Linked DNA regions of Homo sapiens: region 1 is linked to region 2. The links are chromatin contacts, found by Hi-C in ENCODE. All regions are on one chromosome and are shown on one strand. The core of a region is the stretch at or near the end of the contact, and the rest is flanking DNA. Distances in the headings are between cores, read along the strand shown. Region 1 has its middle 21 kb from the start of ARL14EP. Region 2 has its middle 200 kb from the start of ANO3-AS1.

Region 1 (5,809 bases), core at 645-3,144, 4.3 Mb after region 2:
CAACTGAATACTTAGTTCGAAAGGTAATAGACCTCTGCAAAGTATATGTCCCAATGTGTATTTTTAATGGTATAGTTGTGAGGATTTACTAATCTTATTAAGATAATTTAACTTTTAGAAAAATACAGGAAATTTACTAGATAAAGCAGATTATTGGGATAGCAATAAAACACCTTCAAATACAAAAGGTATTTAAATTTGGAAGTATTACAGTTCTGTGAAATGCCACAACTAAAATGTGTTTTTTCCTCCTCGAAACTACAAGGGAGTGATTTCTTGGTTAAACATCCAGTGATTAGAAACTGCATTTCATGTCATTACAAGCAAACAAACGTTTTATTTTTTAAAGAGTTGCTGGCCAGGCATTGTGGCCCACACCTGTAATCCCAGCACTTTGGGAGGCTGAGGCGGGCAGATCATGAGGTCAGGAGTTCGAGACCAGCCTGGCCAACATAGTGAAACCCCCGTCTCTACTAAAAATGCAAAAATTAGCTGGGCATGGTGGGGCACACCTGTAGTCCCAGCTACTCGGGAGGCTGAGGCATGAGAATAGCTTGAACCCGAGGGGCGGATGTTGTGGTGAGCCGAGATCGCACCACCACACTCCATCCTGGACGCAGAGCAAGACTCTTACCTTAAAAAAAAAAAAAAAAAAAAAAAATGTTACCATAATCTACCTATCCTATCTTAGGTTTTGAAGCCTAAGATACGTTTTATAATAAATAGACTTATTAAAACTAATGTTTGCAAACATTGCTAAACTTAACAAATTGGCTAAGTTTCCCTTTGTTAACAAGCAATCAGTTACGCTGAAGAATTTGAAAAATGCAAATTAAATTGTTTTTTGTTATATTCTGACACCCCAAATTTATTATTTGGTCTTGAAGGTAATTGAAAATTAAATTGGTTATTTTGTCACATAAGATAAAGTAACCAATAGTAGCAGTACTGGTACCATGTAAATGGAGACTACAAGATTCTGGATAAAATACAAATTGAATTTTGGCATTAAGAGAGGTATTCAGGATTGCTTAGTGAATTGTGGTATATTGAGGTTTTTTAAAAATGCTAGCAAGCATCTAGCCATTTATGACTTAGTGAATGAGACTATGCAATGAAAATTTCTGCATAAAATACAGGCCCTACAGTTTGGTGTATGAAAATAAATTTATTATTCCAAAATAGCTCCTGACCTCTCTAAATTGGATGATAGACTTTCCTATAGAAAATGTTGAAAAAGAAACATTTTCTAATTTTTTCAGTAAAAGTTTCCATCTCATCCCCAAAAGCTGTAATTGAAAAAACATGCTTATTTTTTTCCTTGTGTCTTTTAAAGAACTACACATAGATTTTAGGGTCAGTGCTCAACTACAAATTCTTGGCAAACAAAGCCTCACACTGTGTGACATACCGACAACCCATGTTGAGAGGCTCCTTACACCTCTTGATGGGTGGGTGGATGGATGGATGGATGGATGGATGGATGGGTGGATGGGTGGATGGGTGTATGGGTGGATGGATGGATAGATCAATATATCAATTGACAGGCAGGCAGGCAGACACATCCAGTTGGTTCCCTTTCTCTGGAAAACCCTGACTAATACAGTAACCTAATTTGTTTCTATTTCAACTTGGTTCTCAGGTCCTGGCTCTAAAAATCAAATAAATTATAAACTATTAGATTGTTTGCTGTATCTGGCCTTAGATGAGTCAATAAAATATATAGTCAGTCATTTTTTACTCCTTTCTCTTGTTCATATTATCAAGTCCATTTGGTCACTGCTTGGAAAATTCTTGAATCTGCTTTGGGTTTTTGTTTTTATTTTTGTTTCCACGTCAGTTAAAGTCTGGTAGTGTTTTGCATGCCCAGTATCACTTCCCCTTCTGGAATTAGCACTCTGCAGTTGGCCTTTGAGAAACCACCCTTGTAGTCAGCCCATGTGGTTCAGATACAGTTGGCCTTACTTTGTGGTTGTAGGGTGGGTTTATCACAAGTCCTGGCCTTTGAGAATGTAGCATCTCACTAGCCTTAATGAATGTTAGAAGGGTGGATGTATGACTAGCCAGGTCAATCAAAGCCAATCAACTTCAGGCTTACTGAGACTAGAGAAGAAGTGATGCTTTTTTTCAATGAGGGTTGCTAAGTTTACAGGTTTAAGACCAGGCCTACTGGTGGCTAATCTTGGCACTAAGTGAGAATCTGCCTTAGAATGTAAACAACATACGTGAAAGTGGAAGCCAGAGACCAAGATAGATAGAATTTGGGTATCTCGATCCAGTTATGTCTGAAGTCAAACCTGGAATTTTCAGTTATGTGAGTCAATAATTTTGTCTTTTTGCACGATTGACCATTAAGTGAATACAAGGTAATGACTAGATGGAAAGTTAGCTCTACTCATTTGAGGATAAAAGATCAAGGGTAGAATGGCCTGTTTGAAACTCATGCCCTTGGGAACTTTTATCTTCTTTTTTTTTTTTTTTTTTTTTTTTTGAGACAGTCTCGCTCTGTCGCCCAGGCTGGAGTGCAGTGGTGCGATCTCGGCTCACTGCAAGCTCCGCCTCCCGGGTTCACACCATTCTCCTGCCTCAGCCTCCCAAGTAGCTGGGACTACAGGCGCCCAGCACCACGCCCGGCTAATTTTTGTATTTTTAGTAGAGACAGGGTTTCACCGTGTTAACCAGGATGATCTCGATCTCCTGACCTTGTGATCTGCCCACCTCAGCCTCCCATAGTGCTGGGATTATAGGCGTGAGCCACTGCACCCGGCCAGGAACTTTTATATCTTTTAAGGAGAGCAAACAGCTGTGACTTACCCCCACATCTTCAATCCTGCCCTGCAAAATCTTCTCATACCATTCTCATGGACCTTAACCTCCTTTAGACAAATGTAGCATGGCCTATGGTAATTTACCATGAGGGTCTGACATTCTGTAATAACAATAAGGCACTTGTAATTAAGTTACCAATTTAGGGTATTTGTATTGGTGTTACTTGCTTTTAAAGTGCTTAGCATGTTTGAAAATTGGAACTTGGACTTCTCACCCTCCAGAACTGTAAGAATTAAATTTCTGTTGTTCATAAGCTAAACAGAGAATACTTGGATAATTTTCTCTGTCATCCTATGTTTCATAGCTAGAACTCAATCCTAGGTCAAATGAATATAAATTTTTAATAGCTGTATCTGAATTAAATAACTTGTCAGGCAGTTAAAGGCATATCATTGACTTAAATTTGTGGTTTATAACACTGCTAGCAAAATGAAGTTAAAGCATCAACAGCTCCTGTTCTTCTTCCCTTTTACCCTTACAGGACTCTCAGTTCTGTGGTGTGAAAGAGGGGAAGGTGAAACTGGTTCCTGCCAAACAAAAGGGAACTCAGCACACACCTCAACATTTTCTATATGTCATTTCCAGAAATAATGATGCCAAAAAAAAAATCAAATGCATAATGACTTTCTGATACTTGACAGTGTATTTTATAAAGCTGGATATTCTTAATCATTTGTGATACAGGGATATTTAAATGCTTTCATCTTTTTTGATATTTTAGTGTATTGACATTTTTTAACTTTTTTTCAGTTGAAATTACATAAAAATATAGAGTATATTTGGTTAGACGTTCATAGGTTCACCTATTTCTGAGGTTCCTGCTTCAAAACATCTTTATGGTGATATCGACTTTCTTGAAAAAATACACAGTTCTAAAATTGGATAAATTTAGAGAAATAATTTGGTTTGCTAAACCTTGGCTATTAGCCAAAATTTGGGTGAAAATAAAGTAGGACACTTTAGAAAATGAAATTGTTTTTATACTTTATATGTTAGTCCTTTTAGGCTGCTATAATGAAATGTCATAGACTGGATAGCATACAATCCACAGGAATTTGTTCCCCACAGCTCTGGAGGCTGGGAAGTCCAAGATCAAGATGCCACCAAATTCAGTGTCTAGTGAGGGCACTTCCTGGTTCATAAACAATGTCTCTTTGCTATAAACCTCTCACAGTGGGAGGGGCAGGAGATCTTTCGGGAGCCTCTTTTATAAAGGCACTAATCCCATTCATGAAGGCTCTGTCACCATAAGCTAATCATCTCCCAAAGACCCCACCTCCTAATACCATCACTGTTGGCGTGAGGATTTCAATATATGAATTTTGGGGGAACAAACATTCAGACCCTAGCAGATATTACCACATTTCTTTATTCCACCTTTCCTAATAAGTGGCTATTTTTATCATTTCACAGATGAGGAAACTGAGAGCTAAAGAATTTAGATAACTTGCCTAGGGTCACATAGTTTATCAGTGGAAGAGAAGGGAATCTAAATAGATTGTTTGACGCCAAAGTTCCAATGCTGGTGGATATTTTTCTATTCTTCTTTGACCATTCATCTTATACATGTGAAATTCTTTCTGTTCAGGATTCATTGAAGCTATGTGATTCTGATGACTTAGGTATTATTGCAGTTTGGTTACTTAAGGTGTGTCCTGGAAGTAAAGATTTTGCCCACTTCCATGCCCACCACTCAGCCAGCTCCATAAACATGGATGGAATATGTTTCTCAGCCAATTCTAACATGTCTTTCTGTTTTCGTTCTGAGAAGTCACAGTGAAGAAGGTGTACACTTAGTGACAACAACAGCTATTTATTGTGTGTTTGGATACATAATCGAATTGTACTTTTGTCCTAACTCTTAAAAAGCCTTTGTATCATTGTTCTACCATAAAGACACGACACATGCATGTGTATGCTCATTGCAGCGCTATTCACATTAGCAAAGACATGGAATAAATCTAGATGCCCATCAACAGTGTACTGGATGAAGAAGTGTATTGGGACATATACATGATGGAATACTATGCAGCCATAAAAACAACAAAAAGAAGTGTACTGGGACATACACACGATGGAATACTATGCAGCCATAAAAACAACAGTATCATGCCCTTTGCAGCAACATAGATACAGCTGGTGGCCATTATCCTAAGTGAATTAACACAGGAACAGAAAAGCAAATACCACATGTTCCCACTTATAAGTGGGAGCTAAACATTGAGGACACGTGGACACAAAGAGGGGAACAATAGACACCAGAACCTACTTGAGGTTGGAAGGTGGGAGGAGGATGAGGATCAAAAAACTATCAGGTACTATTATAGACTACCTGGGTGACAAAGATTTGTACACCAAACCCCAACAACATACGATTTACCCATGTAACAAACCTGCACATGTATCATGCGAACCAAAAATAAAAGTTGGAAGGAAAAAATTAAAAAAAAAAAAAAAAAAAAAAAAGTCTTTTGTATCCATCTCCATTGAATGATACCCATCTGTCCAGAAGAGGGCGATATTTTACTACAAACTTCCAGTGAAGCGCTCAACCACTTTGAACAAAAACTATACATTTAGAAAATGAGTATCTTAAGGTAGAGTTGGAGGAGTGCCATTTGTTCAAGTGCTTTTGGGATAAAACGTTTCTTCTAAATATTATGGGAAGAAGAGCAAAATTTCCTCCTTCTTACCCTCCTTCTTATATAGATTGTTCTTTCAATTTGAAATCAAATATTCTACTAAAATACAGTTAAAGTGGAATATTCCAAAACTAGTCCATACTTCAATTATAAGTACTTATAATCCAGAGGAAAGAGCATGGACCTAGGTGTCAGGTGAACCTGAGTCTGAATGCTGTCTCCACTACTTGCTGGCTTTGGGACTTCAGACAAGTTATTTGTTTTCTAGAGGCCTCCATTCCCTTGCATATAAAATGTGGATAGCAATACCTACATTATAGAGATGTATAAACATTAAA
Region 2 (5,839 bases), core at 1,524-4,023:
AAGCCTGTCACATTCTGTCGATCTGATAACCAAGACAGCTACTAAGTGGCAAAAGGACAGATAGCATAGACAGCATGAATATGAGGCAAAAAGGTTTGATTCACATCTCAGGCAAGACGGAGCAGGACAACAGGAGATTTCATCATGCTGCTCAGAACAGCACATGGTTTAAAATGTACAAATTGTTTATTTTTGTAATTTTCTGTTTAATATATTTAGACTACTAGTAAACTGCAACCATTGAAACTAAACAGAAATAAGGGATAAGCAACTGTACATGCATCTTAGAGTATAATGACTATTGTTTCATTTCACTTTCCAATTCTCAGTCAAATTTCTATTTTGCTAACACTAACCTGGACACATACTGGGAAAAGAATTTTGAAGACATAATTTCAGTTTAGCCCAGGTGATAAAATACAACACCCCAAAGAATGGAGAGTTGCCTACGCCTGTCTAGAAATCAGACAAGAAGAATAGGCATTAAATGTGCATTTGGATTGATCAACCATAAATAGTATTCAAAGAGATCACCTACAGAGTAGGTGTAGTTAGGAAAGACAAAACGTCCAAGGACTAAGCCCTGGGGTACACCAAATAGCAGAAGTTATCGATTTGAGAAGAAACCAAATCAGATCCAGGCATACAGGGATGTATAATAAACATATCAAATAAATGCATGAATTTTAAGTTCCAGTGGGCTTTGTCAGGAAATAGCCTAAAGGGATGAGAGAGAAACCTTCTTTCTTCTTGGGAAATATGTAGCAATAAGAGCTTCATATGAGAAATAGACTTTGTATATGTTAATGCAACATTCTTTGTGTTCTGAAATACGTTTTTGAGGGGTAGAAAACAGATCATTCAGTTTTACCTTTGAAAAAATTTCTTACCAACTTCCAACTGACTAGTTCATTGACAAAACAAAGTAAAATTGCTTGTTGAGCAGGAGTCAGATGGTTTGTAGTAGTTGCATCCTAGAAGTCTCGAGAGAAGAGATTTATTTAAAAATATGAGGACTCTCACTATTCTTAGAGGTGCAGTAGGTATTAATTGTACCTTGATTACTACTAATCTGTCTTTCCTGAATTATATGGATTTTATAGCTTGAGATTTCAGTTATTTAAAATTGTATTAGAAAACAAATTGAATACTTAACATCCATGTTTAAATATCAGCATAATTTTTCCCTAAAAATGCTAATATTAGTCTGTTATTTCTGTAATTGTATAGTTTATTAAAATTTTAAGGAAAAATAGCTATAAAATTAATATCAATATTTAGTTCTCAGAATCAATGAGTCTGTAATATTTATGTGTGTGTGTTTGTGTGTGTATTTTTTTTCTTTTTGTTTTCTGAAAGCATTTTCTCTACTGACTGCTGCATGTTGGAAGAAATATTAAAAATGCATCTTTGGTGATAATCAAAAGAATTAATCATAAGTTTAGCTTCAGGCATTTTGGAAAATATGGAATTGGATTTCCTAGTACCTCAACAATTGCCCTTAGTGAGCAATTTAAAAAATCATCAGTAATAAATTGGGTTTGCTTCCATAATAAATGCTGCCTGGCCCAGTGGGACCGAATAAACAAGAGTAGAGAGCAGAGAGGAAATAGGCCTCTTCTCTGAGAGCTTCTAGTATATTTTTTCTTTCTGAATGGCCTTAAGCAGCTCATGACATCTCACTTAATGAAAGGACAGATGAGTTTGTTTTTCATCTTTCATCTAAGTGGAAGCTAAGTGGAGACCTCTTAGCTTCCACTTAGTTCAGTGAATTGTCCTTCTGGAAAGGCAATATATCTCTTATTTCAAGAGATTATAGGTGCTTGATGTTCTCTGTATTATTATAATAGCTTGGTAAAATATGTTTTATAATGATCTGGAAGTAATACTTCAGGTTCCAACTCAGACCAAGTATTAAACAGATCCACAGGATATAAACATGTTGTATTTACACATTTTAGAAGATAGGCATGGTAGTTTTCAAACTGTACAAATTTTTAAAAAGGTTTTATGTCGCTTGCAACCAAGGAGGAGGACATATTGTGTTCTCTATTAAAGGGTAGAGTTAGATTTATATTGATGCATCTGTTTTATATTTTTAGTTGTATAAAATATAGAATATGATCATGTGTCTGCTTCTGCCATTTACTAATTATATAACAGCAGGTGAGTTAAATGTTCTGAGCTCCTCTCTCTCCATATAAAAGGAACAAAATCATACTAAACTGACAACTTTTCATTGAGGATTGGAGATAATTTTTTGAAGCCCCCTAGCAACAAACAAAGCCCATGATAAATACACTACAAATGGTAGTTACAATGATTGGAATAATATCCTTTCTTTGAGAAGGCTTTCATCCCCTTAAGTCATGGTGATTACATCCTTTTATATAGCATTTCTTTTTTTTCAGGTCTAACATTGTATTGTGAAGACACTTTATTACAGAGACACTTTGAAGATGAAAAGTTAAATTTCATTAAGGGATGTTTAGATCAAATGAAAAAGAATAGATTAAGACGTTATTTTTTGAAATATGTGTAAAAATATTGTCATGCTTACTCAAGAGAAGAAATAAAATAGTGTGGTTTTTAAAGTCTTTTTAGATAATAAAGAAACATGAATTTCACATAACCATATATATTATTTTAAAAATAACTTGCTTAAGTATGAAAACATGAAAAAGGAAACTGGCTCCTACCAAATCATATTATGTTTTAAAATGATGCTGAATTTAGCTGTGACACCTGTGGTAAGGTTTCAATTCCTCTAGGAAGGTCTGTTTCAATCTCTGTTTGATATCAGCTGTCAATGGGGGTCACATTCCACCCCCAACTAGGCAGAATCACAGTTAAACATGATATTTAAATACATAGCTACTTAATTCAGAGAGTTTATGATTAAACTGAAACAAAAACATAATCTTTCAAATTGAAAAAAAATGTGTTACGGAGACAACTGTGGACTCAGGATTTTGTTATTCATTATTCAGTACTTTGATGAATATTATCACCCTTCCGATTACCTGTTATTCTGTAGTAATCCATTGAATAATTTTGTGGCTTAAAATAACAGCAATATAATTGTGTTTATGAAGCTACAATTTAGGCATAGCTCAATGAAAACAGGTTCTCTTTAAATCTACCCAGCTACAGCTGGAGTGCCTCTAAAATGGGAACTGAAATTATCAGAATATTTGTTCACTCACATGTCTGGTAGTTGAGTCTGACTGTTGGCCATGGCCTTATGTGCAACACAGACAAGATGGCTCTTAGTGTTTTCTGGACTTCCTCATTACTTGGAAGATAAGTTGCCAGGGTGAGTGTCCCAAGAGAGACGCTGTGCCATGAACAAGCCGTATCACCTTTTGTGATGCAGTTGTGGAAGTCATGGAATATCTGTCACTGTATTTTACTTGGTGAGACTTCAAAAAGTCCTGATCAATTTCAAATAAAGGGAATATAGACTGCAAATCTTGGTTATGAATTGACAAGTCTTGGGAAGAACATGCAAGACAAGAAATCTTGTAGTGCCTTGGAGGGAAAAAACACAATCTGCCAGCCTATGTTTTTTAGTGATCAATGAAGAAGCAGTTAACACCATCAGCAGCAGCATGTATTCAGAAAGTCAACACAGCATAATAAGATAGGTGGGTCATTTGCTTTGAAGTTTCCATAGGTAAAAAACTAGTCTTCACATTATTCTTGAAATGCATTATCCCCAATTTAGACAGTTTCAGAGGTATTAAATAATCCAAGGAAAATTATATATATTTAATATGTAGAATATTTTGAACTTGAAATCAGATCTTTCTGGAGACAATGAAAATATATTTCCCAACTCGATTTATGAGGGTTTGGTAGTAAAGACTTTTGAAAAACAAATTCCATGTCTCCAAACTCTCTAATGATATCATGGGTCACTAAGAAGGAATTAACTTTGGTTTGCCAATGGTATGTGCACATACTTGTTATTTGTTCACATTTTATTTTTCTAAGCAAAATGATTTATGACTTCCTAAAACCTATTAGCTGACTAAGTGACCCTCTCACTCTGAGACAATTAGATATTGTAGTCTAAAGATTATTGAATGTAGAATCAGAAAGCATAGACTTTGGTCCTTGTTGATTTATAATAGAGTGGAAGAAAAAACCCAGAGACCCAAACGTCATCACTGAGTAGCTGAATGAATACTAATTATTTCCATTCAGATTTTTCCATGTGAGAAAAATAATCCTCTTCTGTTTAAGCTACCAGAATGGTCCTTTTGATTTCTTGCAGCTCAATACAGTTCTTAACTGATGTAGATTCTATTTCTTCATTGTCAACAGACTCCTCCAAGAAATTTAATTTTCCACCACAGTTCACAAAGATGTTCCTATCCTCAACTCCTGTGGTTAAAACACATTTCCATGTTTCACAGAAAAAAATGCCAAAATTGTTTCATTTTAATATTAGTAAGAAAGATGAGTTGTTTAACATGGAATTAAAGTGAATAGGTCTCAGACCATTGTAAGACTTTTAAAATAATACAACTATGTATCACGAGAAAGTCATGATAGCAACCCCGTCATGATAGCAATCCCATTTTGGTTTTCTGCCATTTTGTTCCATAAGCATTCTATATTTCATCTTTTTGTTATTATCAAATAGATTATTGCCGAGGACTTCTCCCATGATTTTTTTAAATATAGTGTACTATAAATATGTCTCAGAAATGACACATATAATGCCTCCTTTTTCAAGGTTTACAAAATTTACTAATATATCCTGGCTTTGATAACTTTTGCAGTTTAAGCAGTGATTCCAAATTATTGAATTATATTCTTTGCCCCTGCTGCTGCTCCTGCTGTATATATTTATTAACATTTCTGGGGATCAGCTTTTAGAAATGTTGAACTTAATTATTCTATTCTGAACAGGAGAATTTGCAATATATTTTCTCTGAATCTCACAAGTTTTGGCTGCACACACAAAAAAATGAAAAAATAAATCACGTACCTATTTAATGTATCAATCCCCTTCACCTGCTTTTTCTCAACTATACATCAATTTAACCTTCATAAGTTGCTAATTTAAAACTAATTGGTATAATTGGCAATATTATATTTAATTATTCTTTTTAGGACATAGACATAACAAAATAAATTGTAGATAGAGAAAAAAATTTATAACCTCAGTGAATGGCAATTTCATTCTCCTCTTTGTTCAGGACAAAAATGTTGCAGTCATTCTTGATATCTTTTTCTCATATCCCACATTCAATCTGTACTTAAGTTACACGGGTGCTACCATGTAAATGCATTCAAAATTTAAATTCACCAAAATATATCCAGATTTTGACCGTTTCTTGCCACCTACATTTACAACACACATCTAAGCCACCCTCATCTCTTGTCTGGACTGTTCCTTCAAAATGCCAAGCATTGCTCTCCTGTCTCTGCCAAAGACAAAGTTAGAGTCATAGTAGTTGGAGCAACTTGTTGCATGGGGATCTGAACAGTTAAGGTTGTAGGGGAAGTTAAGAAGCTTAAGAAACCTGAAAATTAGGGTAGCCAGGGGTCACATAGTCATGCAGGTAACTATTAGGAAACAGCAGGCACTGGTGGGAAGGCCACGATGGAAGACACAAATATCTCTGAAGGAAGACATTTATAGGGATGAGAGAAACAAAACAAGGAAAGCAAGACATGATACTAGGATATGACCTTGAAACCTGGTCAAAAACTCGACAGTCACTTTTTTCTATCAGAGACAATAAAAACCTGTGGGTATTGACTGAGTTGGATCTTCGTAGGACATAAACTAGATATATACCTTCATGGAGAACAAGATAGAAGA

The links. Hi-C counts contacts between places; a loop is a spot of excess contacts on that map. Pooled maps may share reads with other maps.
Region 1: a pooled map shows a loop between it and region 2 (36-fold over the local background). The contact joins two enhancer-like sites. A Hi-C loop is called at or near these places in 2 of 37 single-sample maps with no recorded cell type and 4 of 50 pooled maps.

The regions. Positions count from the first base shown.
Region 1 is chr11:30,340,942-30,346,750 of GRCh38, forward strand. No RefSeq gene overlaps it. Among named protein-coding and RNA genes, the nearest start is that of ARL14EP, 21 kb to the left of the region's middle. RefSeq lists a silencer at 2,027-2,076. Within about 2 kb of position 1,895, at least 4 of the 41 ENCODE cell types and tissues checked have a DNase peak (open chromatin) inside an H3K27ac peak, as active enhancers do.
Region 2 is chr11:26,084,523-26,090,361 of GRCh38, forward strand. No RefSeq gene overlaps it. Among named protein-coding and RNA genes, the nearest start is that of ANO3-AS1, 200 kb to the right of the region's middle. Within about 2 kb of position 2,774, at least 3 of the 41 ENCODE cell types and tissues checked have a DNase peak (open chromatin) inside an H3K27ac peak, as active enhancers do.